2 separate regions of the Mus musculus genome follow, and region 2 is linked to region 1. The links are chromatin loops, found by intact Hi-C in ENCODE. Cell type or tissue: gastrocnemius. All regions are shown on one strand.

The links. A loop is a pair of places that touch in the nucleus more often than their neighbours do. Peaks named below come from ENCODE experiments on the same cell type or tissue, not always from the same donor. Only the 100,000 strongest peaks of a DNase experiment are listed, where the experiment ranks them.
Region 2: it touches region 1 in a loop (7-fold over the local background); 36 of 42 quality-filtered maps call a loop at or near these places.

Annotation. Positions count from the first base shown.
Region 1 is chr5:103,813,709-103,821,708 of GRCm38, forward strand. It overlaps Aff1 (AF4/FMR2 family, member 1), which reads left to right. Exons shown (of 20, transcript NM_133919.4): 5 at 1,274-1,360; 6 at 2,505-2,541; 7 at 5,227-5,278. Among named protein-coding and RNA genes, the nearest start is that of Aff1, 64 kb to the left of the region's middle. In gastrocnemius, a CTCF peak has its summit at 4,230; DNase peaks (open chromatin) are centred at 1,014 and 4,218; H3K4me3 peaks cover 185 bases; H3K27ac peaks cover 5,236 bases.
Region 2 is chr5:103,676,238-103,684,237 of GRCm38, forward strand. No RefSeq gene overlaps it. Among named protein-coding and RNA genes, the nearest start is that of Gm25721, 22 kb to the left of the region's middle. In gastrocnemius, a CTCF peak has its summit at 4,301 (motif pointing right); a DNase peak (open chromatin) is centred at 4,301; H3K27ac peaks cover 880 bases.

The DNA.
Region 1 (8,000 bases):
ACAAAGTAGAGAACCGAGGAATAGTGTGGGGGAGAAGGCCACAGGTTGATCGTGTTTCTAGAGGAATGGCTAGTACCATGGTGGTTCTTGTGTGTGTGTGTGCGTGTGTGTGTGTGTGTGTGTGTGATGAGCAAGGAGTGAGAGAAGACTACAGCTGTAAGGCCTAGCAGTGTTGGGCTAAAGAGGTACCATACAGTCCATCTTTGCCGGTAGGATGGCTTGGAGTCAACCGTTCTTTTCTTTGTAATGGCCCCAATTCCCCTAATGTCTAAGGTGTTAGGGAAGTGAGAAGGTTCTTTTGACTACCACAGTACCGCCTAGAGTCTGAAAGTGTTGCTATACTTCCCAGCTGTGGGCTTTCTCAGGACGTAGCCTTAGGTCTTGGGTAGTGTTAGGAATAATTGGTAGTTAAAAGTCACAAATTCCACAGTTGTAATAAGTTATCAGGAAACATTCCGACTAAGCAAAAGAGCAGGAGTTCACTGGCACACGATCAGAGTGCCTGGAAGTCTCCATTTCAGTTAAACATGGTGCAGCTGCTAAGGTTGGTGCTGCTTGCTCTAACTCAGCAAACACTCAGGAGGCTGAAGCAGGAGAGTTCTACACACCATGCTTATCTCATAGTGTTTGTGTGCACGTGTGCATGCGCGGATGTGCGTGTTCCTGATAACACACTTAATCAACAATACCTAATTTCCCTTTAGTGCTTAAGCAAAGCAGCATAAACGCCACGATTGTGCTGAAGAGCATATTAATTCGTAAGTGCTAGAAACCTTGCCTTTAACTCAGATATTAGGGAGTGATTAAAGTTTTGCTTCTTAAGCCTGCTGACGGTGCCGCCAGGGAAGGGTCAAATCTATTAGAACCCTCCCGCACGGAGCAAGTGGCCTCAATGACTTGTTTGTTTAAGTCAAACAGGAAAGTTCTTCCTTTGAACTTCAATAATTCCCGGAAGTGCAGTGGAGAAGCTGCAAGGCAGAATGTGCCGAGATGGTGGCCTTTCTTGGCTCAGCCTTCCCAGAGCTGCCTGCTGCTCCAGGGCCCAGAGCTGCACCAGCCTGCCGGCACCTGCTGGAGCGCTTGCGCACTGTGGTGTTCTTGCTGGGCCGCTCAGTTTCTAATCTAATGTTCTTAAGCTGCTTTTTGTCAGTTTTTTTGTTCAGCTTCCAGTGTATGTAGCCTGGTACAAGTGTTGCCCACTTTGTTAGCTGAAAACTAATTCGGATGTTCCACTTACGTCTGCCTTCCCTTCCTTTTCCAAATCTCTTTCTAGGAAATGACCCACTCGTGGCCACCGCCTCTGACAGCCATACACACACCCAGTACAGCCGAGCCGTCCAGATTTCCTTTCCCCACAAAGGTAATTCCATAAATCATGACGGGCACAATATCTGCAGCAGAGGGAAGTGTAGGGGTGTGCTGCAGATACTGTATCCACCACAGTGAGAAGAATACAGGGTGGTGCTCTGGTCCTTGCTCTCTGGAATCTTTGGAGACTGGGCTAAAGGTCACGGTTTAGCTTTTATGGTACTTCCTAAGGCTTTTAGATAATTTATTCTCCTTCTCATGTTAGCAAGAATGTCTTAGAATTGTATAGGGCTTTATATCTTCAAAACTTCTTCGTGCAGTTTCTCATTTGAGGGCTTATTCTCTAGATAACAAACCTTGTTTATCTTATACTTCCTAAAAGTTTTTTGAAGTGAACAGCTAACGCTAATGTTGGTTTCCATAACAACCAAACAGACTACTGGCACGTTTTCAGTGATGTATTGAAACAGCCATCCTTTTCTTTTTGGCTTATACTTTAAAAGTATTTTTCTGTTTTGTTTTAGTGGGCATGGGTGTGCCACCTGCATGCATGACTTTGTGTGTGCAGCACGTGTGTGCTGTGGCCACAGAGGCCAGAAGAGGTTGATGGCTCTCTTGGTACTGGTGTATTAGATGGTTGTGAGCTGTCACGGTGGTGCTGGGAATCGAACTCTGCTCTGTGGAAGAGCCATGATCCCTCTTAACACTGAGCCATCTCTCCATTCCCAGTGTATACTTTTAAATAACCTTTAGCATGGATGTATCCTGAGCGCAGGGGTCTGTCTGGCTCGATGCCATATTCATATTCATATCTCTAGGAACCTTTTCCATGGTACTGTTTTGAGGAGCTCTACCTACAAACCCCAAACTTACCTCGTTTATTCCACCCTGTTTATAACAATGCTTTTAAACCAAGAAGATCCATTAAGAACATGCAGAGATCAGATTGGTCAGTGTCCATCTTGTCTGTTCGGTGTGATTGATGATTTACTGGAGAATTGGGCTGTTTGGGCCTTGCAGAGGCCTATAGAAGGCGGGCGGTTTGCTTCATGTAGCAGGCGATGAGTAGACTGTTCCCTTCGCCATCGCTACATTGTTTTCTCCAAATTTGAGTTTTAGGAAAATATCGTTTGCTATAAAGCCTACATGGTGTTGCTGTAAGCCACACAGCTCTAATGGTGAACGTTTCTTCTTAGGACCCTCTGCACGTCAGTCCTGCAACCCAGAGCCAAAGTGAGTGACCGTCTGCCGTTTGTGTTGCTTACAGAGCAAATCCGTGCTCCTTTGTTGTGGTTTGTTTTTGTTTTTAATAATTGTTAACCGATTTGGCAATGATACACTCAAAACAAAACTCAGAGCCACTCTGTAGGTACTGTATGAAGTAAGCTGTTTTCATTAAATTCTAAACAAATACAAGTTAATATTACATGGCACATTTACTTTTCTTTTTCTTTACATCATGGTACATTTTTTTTAAAAGATTTATTTATTTGTTTTATGTATATGAGTACACTGTTGCTGTCTTCAGACATACCAGATGAGGGCATCGGATTCCAGTACTGATGGTTGTGAGACACCATTGTGGTTGCTGGGAATTAAACTCAGAACCTTTGTAAGATCACTCAGTGTTCCTGACTACTGAGTCTCTCCATCCCTTATGTCTTGTTTTTCAAGACAGGGTTTCTCTGGCTGTCCTAGAACTCACTTTGTAGACCGGGCTGGCCTCTAACTCAGATCCACCGCCTCTGTTGGGTTAAATTAGTGTGCCACCACACCTAGCTGACACATGGTTAGGTTGACTACAACTCTTGGAACTGTATTTAAGGATAAAGTATTTAGCCCATCAGTGGTTTCCTATAGCATGAAACCTGACTCACTCAGCTGTCTGATGCTGGGAGACTGGGCTGACAGTTCTCTGGTTAATGGAATGCTCCTGTGAATAATAATGTGGCCTCTGTGGCTATCAGATGAGCACAACCTCCATTGCAGAGTGTAGCCTGCAGGCCAGTTTCATCTCAACTCAACACAGGCGAGAGCCACTTTAGAAGAGGGAGCTTCCATTGAAAAAATTGCCCTGCCAAACTGGACCTGGGGGGTGGGTAGGGGTGGGGGTGGGGGACGGACTGTAGTCATTTTTTTGACTGCTAATTGATGTGGGAGGACCCAGCTCACTGCCAGCATGCCACCTGTGGGCTGGTGGTCCTGGTGCCATAAGAAGGCACGTGGAGCAAGCTGTGAGGAGCACGGTCAGTAAGGTGTGCTCTTCTATGGTCTCTGCTCTGCTCCAGTTCCTGCCTTGAGCTCCTGCCTTGACTTCCTTGAGTGATGTGACCCTTTTCACTCTAAGCTGCCTTTGATCTTGTTGTTTTAATCACAGCCATAAGGACACTAACTAAGACAGCATTCCTGTCTTAGTATGATAGCAAGTCAGTTTATATTTGGTTTGTTTTTTTGTTCCTGTTGTTTTGTTTCGTTGTTTTTCTGTTTTTTTGTTTTGTTTTGTTTTTGAGACAGTGTTGCTCTGTGTAGCTCTGCCTGGCCTGGAACTTGTTTTGTATGCCAGGCTGACCTTGAACTCACAGAGCCACCTCCTTCTGTCTCCTGATTGCTTGGATTAAAGCTGTGTGCTACCACTGCCCAGTGAATTCTTTTTAAAAAACAAAAAACAAACAAAAAAAGCCAAAAACAACAACAAAAAACCCCACTGAGCCTATTGTACCAAAACATATGTTTCGGAATATCTGAGTGTCTTGCTTCTTATGTCTGTGCTTACACAACATGGCTGCCTAAAGATTTCCAGTTTGCATTGGCCAGGATACCTTCCCATCAGAGTCCTTGTGAGTTCCTGGCTCCTGTAGCTCTAGATGTCTAGGCCACAGGACAGCAATTTGAAAATGTGAGAGCTGCTGCCACCATGAGGAGAGAGTGGGTAACTGCAAGTGCAGGAGGGTTTAAGAGTTGCTCACCCAGCATTGGTCCCCTGACCCTGAGTCCCTGTGTGGACACATCAACGGCCTTTTGGGTACATCAGGACAGTCCTTGGGGATGAATCTCTCTGTGGCACCCCTGTGCCATGTCCCTGAACTTTCTGTCCTGGATCCAGTTCTGTGAACCTGGCTCTCACCCCTCTTCCTCCTGGCCACTGCACACCCAACCTCACCTGGGACACACCCGGGGCTTAACTTCTCCATCTCTCCACATGGGCTCTTCTTCTTCCTGAAGGTCTTCCTGCATCCACACTGCTGGCAGAATCCCACACGTTCTCTCTGATTTAGCCATTGTAAGCTTTCCACAATTGGCCTTTGGTCATTACTGGTAGACTATGGAATCTGAGGACAGTAAATTTACATAATTGCCCCATGTACTTACCTCAGACTGCCCTAGGTAGTGGATGTTTGTGGGCCTGTTTCGTGTCCCTCGGGTACCTTTGCAGAATGGGACAGATGTCTGTATACATATTGGTCTCTACCAGGCTGTCTATAAATAGCAGCTGAGTGAATGAATTATACTATGGGAGATTGACTCCAGGAGGGACAGATGTGGGAGAGAGGCTATACAAAACAAACAAGGATGAACCTGAGAGTCAAGCCAGGTATGATTTGAGAACAGAATTGTCATGGAGCACCCTTAGGGGCCTAATCAATTGTCATCAAGAACAGAAACTGTCCCCCGCAGTTATGAGCAGGATGGGTGCCACCTCAAGCTCTGTGCTCTGGCTAAAAGTCCGTTGCTGCCGTTTCGTTTCCAAAGAAGCATTCTCTTTCATGAGACCATAAATGCTGCCCCAAGCGGCTGCATCAAGTGCAGATTGGTACTGCACCTGGGTAACGGGGAAAAGCTGACAAGAGGGAACTCAGCGAGTGGTTGGTTGTATAAAACTGTTTCCATGCTGTTCTGACTGCATCTTCCTCCCCACAGAACAATATGACACGCCTTCAAAAACCCACCCCAATCCCCAGCAAGGAACCTCGTAAGTAAAAAAGGGAAAAGCAACCTTTGTGTATTAAAATTTGATAATATAGCGTTCAAATTTCCCCTGTAAGCCCATTATGTAGACTGACCCCCCCTCGCTCTCAGCTAATGAGTTCATAAAAGGGCTTCACTGTAGAGGGCAGAAATGACCCCCAGTAATGGCCAGTTGAAGGTTTATGCACTGTCGTAGAATGTGCTGAAGGGGTTTTCTGGAAAGAAAGGTCTTGAGCTATTATTTATGCATTGACCATGGAACTCCAAAGGCTTTGGCTTTTAAAATTTCAAACTTAAGTTACCCTAGCTCTGGAAATTAAATTTGGGGGGGACTATGGGATGAGATTTTCTGCCGTTTTCCAGCCTATTTATTGTCAGTATCCTGTTCTGTTACCTGCTGTTCTTATCCAGGTCAGGCACCTCTAAATGTATTCAGGGATTTTGGAACACTTAGTCTTCACGTTATAGGTGTTTCACTCAGCATTTTGACCCAGTTTGTTTCTTTAAAGTAACCAATTACTATTTCCTTACTGCTTGCCCCATAAGTAATTGCTAGGGACAGAGGGAGGCTAGCTCTTCAGGCTTTCCCCTCCGTGTCTGTGATGTCACCAGCACACTGACTGGTTAGATGGATGTTGCAGATGCTCTCAGAGTTCAGAATCCTGCCCCAGGAGGCCAGAGGAGGGCGTTAGATCCCTTGGAACTGGAATTATAGGTGGTTGTGAACCACCATGTAGGTGCTGGGACTTGAACTCTGGAAAAGAACTGTTGAACTCTTGGTCCTCTGGAAAAGCCACCAGTGATTTTTATATGCTGAGCCATCTCCCTAGCCTGTTTCTTCTAATTTTTTTTTTTTTTTTAAAGCTCAGTTTTTGTTCCTTGTTTTGGGGGAAGGGCATTGCCAGAAAGTGTCAGATGAGTTGGAGAGATTATTACATGTCACTGTCGGAGTGATTCTCATTTCAACACAGAAAGATGAACAGTAGCCTAAGAGTTTTGATAGATGAATTTTCATCTTCTGGAGGATTGTGAGTTGCTTGTTTTTGTCTTGTTGGTTTTAAAATATGTTTTATTTTTGCTTGATCAGAATGTATTTTAATGTGCTCTTGGTGGATGAGGGGTTTTCCTTGTTGATGTCCTCTATTTGAAAAAGACAAAACTCACCAAACTTATGTTACTTTGTTTTCCCCATTTCTGTTTTGTGTTGTCATGCTTTCTGGCAGTTTTGAGTCACTAGCTTAGACTATGGAAGAGCTACTAGGGCCAAGGACCAATCTCATGGGAGTCTGTGATACTGCCCCAGGCTACCAGACTCTGTCTGCACTTGTCTGTGATGGTTGGAGATTGAGGATCAAGCCTTGGTCATGGAAAAAGGTCTGGGCCATTGCATTGTGGCATCCAGGAGGGCTCACTTGGATCAGCAGAGTAGTGGCATCTAGGGCAGGAAGTGGCTGTGTCTGCTTGAGAGTGAAGGATGAAGGGTTGGCCGGCTCCTGCACCCCAGAGCGGCCTGAGAGGGAGTGGGCAGAAGTCACTTCTCTGTCTGTCCATCACACGCAGCCCTGGTGTCCTAGCAACACCATAGCAACCATGGAAATCACAGAAGCTCTATTGCAAATGTACTTACACCTCCTGATGGGGTCCTCTAAATAAAGACTACTCATTCATTTTTGAAACGAGTACCTGTAATGGTTGTCAGGGCAAGGTAAAATCAGGACTGAGGCAGTCAGGTGGGTGTAGAAAGAATGTACCAGAAGTGCTGCAGAGGCTGGGTGGATGGATGATAATGCGTGATTCAGTAGTGCTATGGGGCAGTTCTCAACAGTTGGTATGGTCTCATCACAGTTGGTATGGTAGGTTTCTTAGTGCTGGTGGCTAATTTGATCGGTGACAACCTTGAGTCTCACTAATGTAGCTGAGCTCTTTGAGTGGCAGGGTGGTTGTCTAACATTCCTGGAACACCAGAATTGTTCATTACAGGGTTATTTATGCTTTGGTTTGAAAGGGAAGGGCAACCTACGTCTTGCTATCTCTAGAAGTAACTAATTCTAGAGTGAGGCCCTACTCCCTACCTCTGGGTCTGTAGTACCTCTTGCTTCTGTCTAGTCTTGGGTGCAGGAGCAAGCACAGTGGTAGCCGAATATATGTGAGTGCATGTCTTCTGCTCTCATTATTTTCCAGCGAACCCTGTCTGCTGGTAACTGATTAGCTATGGTATCAGTACTGTTTGCCTCCAAGTTCAGGGGAGGGTATGTTTGTTTAGTGACACTTGGCTGTTGGTCCACTTCCTTCCCAAGATGTGGATCTGCAGTTGCCGGACAACACAGAATGTTTCCTAAGGTTATCGTGTCCCGTGCAGTTCCTTGCCGGGAGCGCAGGGCACTTGGCAGCCCCTCAGGAGGGCTGCAGGACTCAGGCCTTTGACGCTGTAGAGCTTTAGTGTACATCTCAGGGATGAGCGGGTGGAAGGGTGCATACTTCATTTATTTAGTCATTGCTTCAACCCCTGCTTTGAGTGAAGGAATAAGAGACAGGGACTTCAGGGTTACCTGGGGTTGAGTGAGTTAATGGTAGCCAGGGGTAGTCTAATTTTTTTAAGGGGGGGTTAAATAACATGCGTGTTCATGTTGTCTATTGCTAGTGTGTAAGTACCTTGGTACAGAGGGAGAGCCAGGAGTCGTTTACCGTGCTACCGTTCCAATCAGCACAGCGTACTCACATGCCAG
Region 2 (8,000 bases), 140 kb before region 1:
AGAACAGACTGGTTTACAAAAGAAGATTGCAGATCTCTGGAAGTTCCAGGACCCTGGGACCTACATAGAGAGACACTGCCTCAAAAGAAAAACAAAACAAAACAAACAAATAAAACCTAAACAAACACACACACACACCCCAGGGCTCAGCAAGCTGTCTCAACTTGTAGAGATGCAAGTTTCCAAGGTCAGTTTCCAGGTCCCACACACGTGATAGAAGGAGAGAATCCAGTCTTGCAGGTTGTCCTCTGACCTCTACCTGCGTACTCTGATACACACCGGCACATACACAAATGCATGATAAATAAGAAACGTAATAAAAAGTATATAGCAGATTTTATAATGTGAAACTACTTCTATTTCTAGTTAAACTTCAACAGCTTTGTAAGGTGCTTAAACAAAGCCCCACCCAGTAATAACCTTGACATTGCTGAAGGAAAACCTGCCCAGTGGGATAGCCTTCTACACACGCTAAGTCATTTTCCCCCAACCCCCAAGGCATGTCTATCTGTGACTGTGACCTCATTTGAGAATGATATTGCTACAGATGCCCTTGAGTTAAAATGGGGTCATACCAGACAGGATAGTTCCTAAATTCAGTGACACGTAAATGCAGTGACAGATGCCCTTATAATAGAGGGAAATCTGGACACAGACACATACGGAAAATTCCATGTGTTAATGATGGAGACAAATACTTGAGGGATATGTCTTGAGCCAGCATTCGCCAAGGGTTGCTAGAAGGCAACAGACACTACACATAAGTAAAGAAGAGGCCTCTCTAAGAGCCTGCAGAAGGAGCATAGTCATACTAACCTTACTTCAGATGTTACACCTCGAGAGCTGAGAAGCAAGGCACTTCTGATGCTGTGTGTATGTGTGTGTGTGTGTGTGTGTGTGTGTGTGTGTGTGTGTGTGTGTTTATGACACTGTAATTAGTCTTTGCAGCCCTAGGAGCATAATACATCTCTTTTGTTTGCAATGAGAAGGCGTGTATCCTTCCATCGGCTTGTGTATAGATGGAAACAATCCAGCCAGCCAGATGGTCAAAAGAGAGAAAAACCTGAAGTTGTGGCGCCAAAGAAGTATGGGAGTAAGGAGTGTCACGGGCCTTTCTTAGCAAAGACAGCATCGGAGAGATATTTATGTCTTTGTGAGTGTTAACCAAAGGAGACTCACTGTAAGCATGATCTTACAGAACAATATAACATACTCCGTAGAAGCCAAACAATCTTGTTCTTCTTACTCCCTGGGCTCATACACAATGTGTCCATGATGGGAAAGGTGGATTCTGGGCATGCGCTCTACGATGCAGACCAAGGCTGACCTGGCTAACACAGTTGCTGAGAGCGTTATTTGCCATCTGCAGACACCAGCCTCAAACCAACTCTTCTCTCCACTCTGTCCTTGACTGCTGCAGGAGGGAAGGCTATCTCTACACTCTCTTACATTAACGGAATCTCACCTCATTTGTGCGGGCTCTCATGATACAACCTAACCAATTCTCAAAGACCTTGCCTCCAAATACTGTTTAGTTTGGGGGTGGGATTTTCAAACTAGGAATTTGAAGGGAGACCACAGCAGTGATAAGACACCTTTAAGGACAGGGTTCCTACAAGCTTTGGCGTTTGCGTTAAGTCAGAGACTATTTTTCAACCATTTCCTCCACAGTGAGTGTATCCAGGTCTGGAAGTCAAGATGCGTGATCAGGAGAGACAGTTATTCATGAGCAGTCTACTCAGAAAAAGTCTCTTCTTGTCTTGGTAGCTCTGAGGTTTGCTGATCCAGCCATGTGGCCATGAGTGTGGAATATGATACTACTGCTTGCCTGTCTTAAGCTCCTCCGCAGCCTGGTGACCCGGACAGAAGGTCTCTGTACGGAGAGAGTGACTGCTCACAACCATCAAGAATCCCAACCACACTGAGGGGCTACTGTACCGTCAGAGCAGGAGTGTGTGTTACATCAATGCCCGGTAGGACATACTAATAGAAAAGTGTAGCAAACACATCACAAAGGAATGGAAAACCCATTGTCTGAGAGGTTAGGACACTTCATAGGCCAGCAGACCAGCTGAAATAGGAACGAAGGAAATAGGAAGTAGGCAGTAGAAAGAGAACACATCAGCTCCTTAGCTCTGGCCTCAGGACCAGCAGCAAAGACAAGGGTAGTTTCACATTCGTATTCATTACATGTGCGCTGATTCATAAGGATCCATTGTTATTTTCTTTTATGTCCATTAGCATTTTATGTTCAGGCTGCTGGGAGTTAGTTTTACGTCTCAGACTCTGGGAAACAGAATATCTAGTAGAAACAGGACTGAAATGAAAAGCAGTCAGTCTTTAGCCATCTGTGGTGGGGTGTGTCTTCCCTCATAGCACTTTCTGGGTGCAGGCAGGAGGATCAGGAGTTCAAGGCTAGCTGGGCTATAGAAACCCTGTCCTGCCCATAAACCCACCCCCAAAACCCCACAGGACCAAGGGGCCAAGGGTATGGCTCAGTAGGTTAAGACACTTGCTGCCAGCTGGGCATGGTGGTGCACACCTTTAATCCCAGCACTTGGGAGGCAGAGGCAGGCGTATTTCTGAGTTCGAGGCCAGGCTGATCTACAAAGTGAGTTCCAGGACAGCCAGGGCTACACAGAGAAACCCTGTCTCGAAAACAAAGCAAAACAAAACAAAACAAAACAAAACAAAACAAAACAAAACAAAAACAAAACACACACACACACACACACACACAAACAAAACACTTGCTGCCGAGCCTGAGTTTGGTCCCTAGGACCCACATAATTGACTCCTATAAATTGTCCTCTAATCTCCATGTATGGTGGTTTGAAAGAGATGTCCCCCACAGTCCAGACACTTGATATTTGGTTCCCAGTGGCTGTTTGGGGATGCCTAGGAGGTGTGGTCTTGCTGAAGGAAGTGTGTCACTGGGGGCGGGCTCCGAGAGTTGAAAGATTCACCCTCCTTCCAGTTGACTCTGCTTCCTACCTGCTGTTGGAGATGTGAGCCCTCATTTCTGTTCCGGTGTGTCCACTGCTCACTGCCACAGTTGCCCGTCCTGACTCTCATCCCTCTGGAACTGTAAGCCAAGTAAGACCTTCCTGCTCCTGGTCATGGTATTTTACCTCAGCCGCCGGACACACAAAATCAATTGATCAAGTTTAAGGTAGCCAGTGCTTGAGTCATTTCTTATTTTGAATGAAGTTGATCACTTCGGCCTTCGTGGAGCTGTTTGGTACTGGGTGTTGGAGCACAGAGATTGGGACATGCTCTACCGTGGAAGGACAACCCTCCCCACAGTTATTACCGCTTTTACTTATCGTGAAATATATTCGTATTTTGTGTAACAATCACTGTGCAACTTCTCGACTCCACCAATTTCTCTGTCATCCCAACTGAAGTTCTCTGTGTGTTAAGCAACCACCTTCCATTTTTCCTCCCGACCTGGGCTGTGGCAGCACCAGTCAGTCACCTTTGTGTTTAGATGAGTTTGACCGTCTGGTTCCATTGTATTTGTGGAATCATATAACAACACGAGCCTTCTTGTGAATGGATTGTGGGGGAGGGGATTGTTGGGGATTGAAGCCAGGGCTCTGTGCACACTAGCCCAAGTGGACTGCCACGGAACCAAATTCTTAGATCCTAGGTATGTGAATTTTTAAAAAAAGATTTATTTATTTATTTAATGTATGTGAGTACACTGTACTTGTGCAGACAGCTGTGAGCCTTCATGTGGTTGCTGGGGGTTGAATTTTTTAGGGCCTCTGCTCACTCCAGTCAACTCCACTCACTCAGTCCCTGCTGCTCACTCCGGCCCAAATATTTATTTTATTATACTTAAGTACACTGTAGCCTTCTTCAGAAAAGTGCATCAGATCTCATTACCGATGATTATGAGCCACCATGTGGTTGCTGGGAATTGAACTCAAGACCTCTGGAAGAACAGTCAATGCTCTTAACCACTGAGCCATCTCTCCAGCCTCCCAGAACTGAATTTTTAAAAACCATTTATTTTTCAAGGAATAATGGTGTATGTCTTTAATTCCTGGACTCAGGAGGCAGAGGCCAGTGGATTTCTGAGACCACGGTTAGCCTGTTCTACATAGTGAGATCCAGGACAGTCAGGCTATATAGAAAGACCCCATCTCAAAAATAAACAAGGAATGAAAAAAGTTTGTTTAATTTTTTATTATGTGTAGAGATGCATGCATGTGTGTTTTGAGCCTTTCAGCTCCATTTCCTTTTCCTGGTCAGAGAAAATTTCTTTGCCAGGTCATGCAATGTTGAGCCTTACCAATAGAGGGCACTAGAGAGACGCTGAGGGGCACTGGTTCCTCCCTGTCATGCTGGTTCTAGTAACTGTTCCTGTGGTGAGGAGCACTGCATCTTATTAAGTGCCCCAGGCTAGCCCAGAACTGACAATCCGTATTATTTCTTAAATTTTAGAAATATTTTAGTGGAAGACGGGTTGCCTAATATACGCAAGGTCAATTCCCAGCACTACAAAAATAAGTAAATAATGATAGTAAGCAAATTAGCTCGGTCTGCGTCCATTTCGATCCTTCCTCCTGAAGTGTCCACCGTATTAATATTTCACAATTTTTTAGGTTTCAATTCTGAGTTGTAACTGATCTAATTTTATTTTCATTCCTCTCTGCTTTAGACCTAGGGGCCTTTTCCTTTTTTAAGACTACATTAACTACATCTGGACTTTTTGTTTTCCTTCATTTCAGTACTTCCTAAAATAAACTTTATATATATATATATGAAGTAAGCAGTGGAAAGAGGAGACATCAGCACCTTAGCTCTGGCCTCAGGACCAGCAGCAAAGACAAGGGTAGTTTCGCATTTGTATTCGTTGTGTGTGCATTGATTCATAGGTATTAATCGTTATTTTCTTTTATGTCCATTAGCATTTCATGTTCAGGCTGCTGGGAGTTAGTTTTACGTCTCAGACTCTGGGGAACAGAATATCTTGTAGAAACAGGGCTGAAACAGCAATCAGTAGCCAGCTGTGGTGGGGTGTGTCTTCCCCCATAGCACTTTCTGGGTGCAGGCAGGAGGATCAGGAGTTCAAGGCTAGCTGGGCTATAGGAACCCTGCCCTGCTCCCATCCCCAACCTCCCAAAAAACTACAGAGCCAAGGGGCCAAGGATATGTCTCAGTAGGTTAAGGCATTTGCTGCCAAGCCTGAGTTTGATCCTCTAGCCTATACACACACGCACACATGCACACACACACACACACACACACACACACACACACACACACACAGTTGTTTTAGATAGGGTTTCACCATGCAGCTCTGTCCTGGAACTCACTATGTATGCCAGGCTAGCCTAAAAGTAGTCAGTTGTTCAGTATTGTTTTTGTTTCAAGACAGGGTCGCTCTGCATAGCCCCGTCTGTCCTGGTACTCATCCTGTAGATCAGGCTGGCCTCGAGCTCAGAGCTCATCTGCCTCAGCCTCTTATTCGGGGTGCTTGGATCAAAGATGTGCCATACCACACTCAGCATAAAAAAAATTTATTTTTAAAGTTAGTCCTTGTGTAATAACTCTTCCTTGAATTTGTCAGTTTTATTGTGGCCCCCCACATGGGTGAGTGTGTGTGTGTGTGTGTGTGTATGTGTGTGTTGTTGTTGTTTTCTGGAGACAGAGTTTCACAGAGCCCAGCCTCCAAGTCATTGTGTAACTGAGGACAACCTTGAACTTGTCCAGTTTATGCTCCCCCTCCAAGTTCTGGGATTAACAGCTTGTGCCACCACATCCGGCTCCTTTCTTCTGCCTTTGAGACTTGATCTTACTCTGTAGCCCAGGTTGACCTCTCCCACACAATCCTGCCTTTGTGTTTCTGGAGGTGAGCCATCGTGCCCCGATCAGACTTGAGGTGGCTCACTTCAGATGGTTTATTTTGAAAATTCTAGGCTCAACACTTTTCTGTTTTGTCTTGTAGCATTTAATAAATGTTACTGCCCTGCAGCCGGTGTGCCTGTAAGAAATCAAATATCACGTGTCCTGTTTCTAGAAGGTCTCAGAATGTCTTCTTCATTGTTGATACTCTTAAATTCCTCCATAATGTGACTAGTGTGGACTTTTCTTATCTCCTCCCTTTCAACCTGAAACTCGACTCTATTATTTACCAATATGCCTTCTTCCGGCTCTGTCTTAGAACACAGACTCCTGAGCACAGGGCACAGCCTCGATTCCTTCTAACTTCTTTTCCCGACTCATCTTCCATAAACTCTTCCCCTTGCTTCTCTATTCTTCTCTATTCTCCATATTTTCTTGCTGTATCTTATTCATTAGCATTCACTACAGGTTTCCCCATTTGGTTAGTTGTTGATGTTTAGAGCAGGTGTCAGCAAACGACAACCTAGCACCTGCTTTTGCAAACAACATTATCTCAGAGGAGTGGTCCTTTCAAGGATGTCAGCACTCTGGTGTTATTAATGGCTAAATTCAGTGCTTGTGAGAGAACACGGGTGACCAATGAAACTTACATTTTTACTAACTGGCTGTTCACAGAAAGCTCGATGGGCCTGGGATATATAGCTCAGTTGATATGTAGCTTGCCTAACATATGCAAAGGCCTGGGTTTGATCCCCGGTACCCCATAAAACCAGACAAAGCAGTGCATGCCTGCTATCTAAGAGCACAGGAGATCAGAAGGAACTCAAGGCCATTCTCTTCAGCTACAAAAAGGGTTCAAAGCCAGCCTAGGATACATTACAAACAAACAAACAAACAAACAAACATGACTTGGGTGATGCACACCTTTAATCTGAAAATTCAAGAAGCAGAGGCAGGTGTGAGCTCTGAGTTTGGGGCCAGCCTGATCTGTATAGTGAGTGTCAGGACTGTAAAAGCTACTCAATATCAAATAAAATAAACCTGCCCCCCCCCTTTCTTGAATGCTGCAATTAAAGACACGTAGCACCATACCCAGTCTTAAAACATTTTGCTTTAGAGAAAAATGTTTGAAAACCCCTATTCCAGAGTAAGATTTTTTTTCCTACTTGTCTTTCTAGCACAAAGACCTACAAGGTGCCTTGCCAAGGATAGTCCAGGATTATGGAATGACTAAATGAACAAGTAAATAAATAAATATGCTCTGAAGGACAAATACAATATTACGTGTATGTGTGCATGCATGCACACGTGTGCACATGAACACACTAGCCACACTAGCTAGAGACCAAATCCAGAGCTATGGATTCATCAGATAAGCCTTCTGTCACTGAACTAAGCCCACAACCTAACTGATTCTACTTCAAAAGGAAGGACTGAGAATATAGAATATTAGTGTGAAGGGCCAAAGTGTTCTGGCTTAAGGGACTAGAAACAGTACAAGACATCAAGATGAGGATGGGACGAGCTTTTCCAGCAGAGCAGAATGCGTCACAGAAAGGAAGCTGATGTTTTACCTATGTGGGGTCAGAGATTTTTGCTGAACACCCGACCAAACAGAGTGACAAGCTAGATACCAGCATCCCTTAGTCTTCCATTAAGGCAGGCACTGAAGATACGCACAAACATAAAGGAATTCAGCCACTTCATCAACTTTACTTAGAGTTGGGGGAAAATGGTTTTCCATAAAAATGTACTGTTTATCTTAACTTATAACTGGATATTTAAATTTTAGTCATAAATATTTCTTTTTCTTAAAGCAAAGACAAAAAGAACTACTTAAGAAACAGTCTTACCCCCTCCCGCCCCAAATAGGGGAATGGTGGCACACACCTCTGATCCCAGCCCTCAGGAGGCAAAGGCAGGTGGATCTCTGTGAAGTCCACATAGCAAATTCCAGGGCTACCTAGAGAGAGCCTATCTCAAACAACCAAAACCAAACCAAACCAGCCAGACAAACAAAAGAGTTGTCTTAGTTTAACCACAGCACTGGACATGCTGTGCATGTCTGGATTTTATTAAAATAAAAAGTTAAACCACACAGTTTAAAAGAAACCATGGAGCATCACTGTGGAAGACAGATTCGA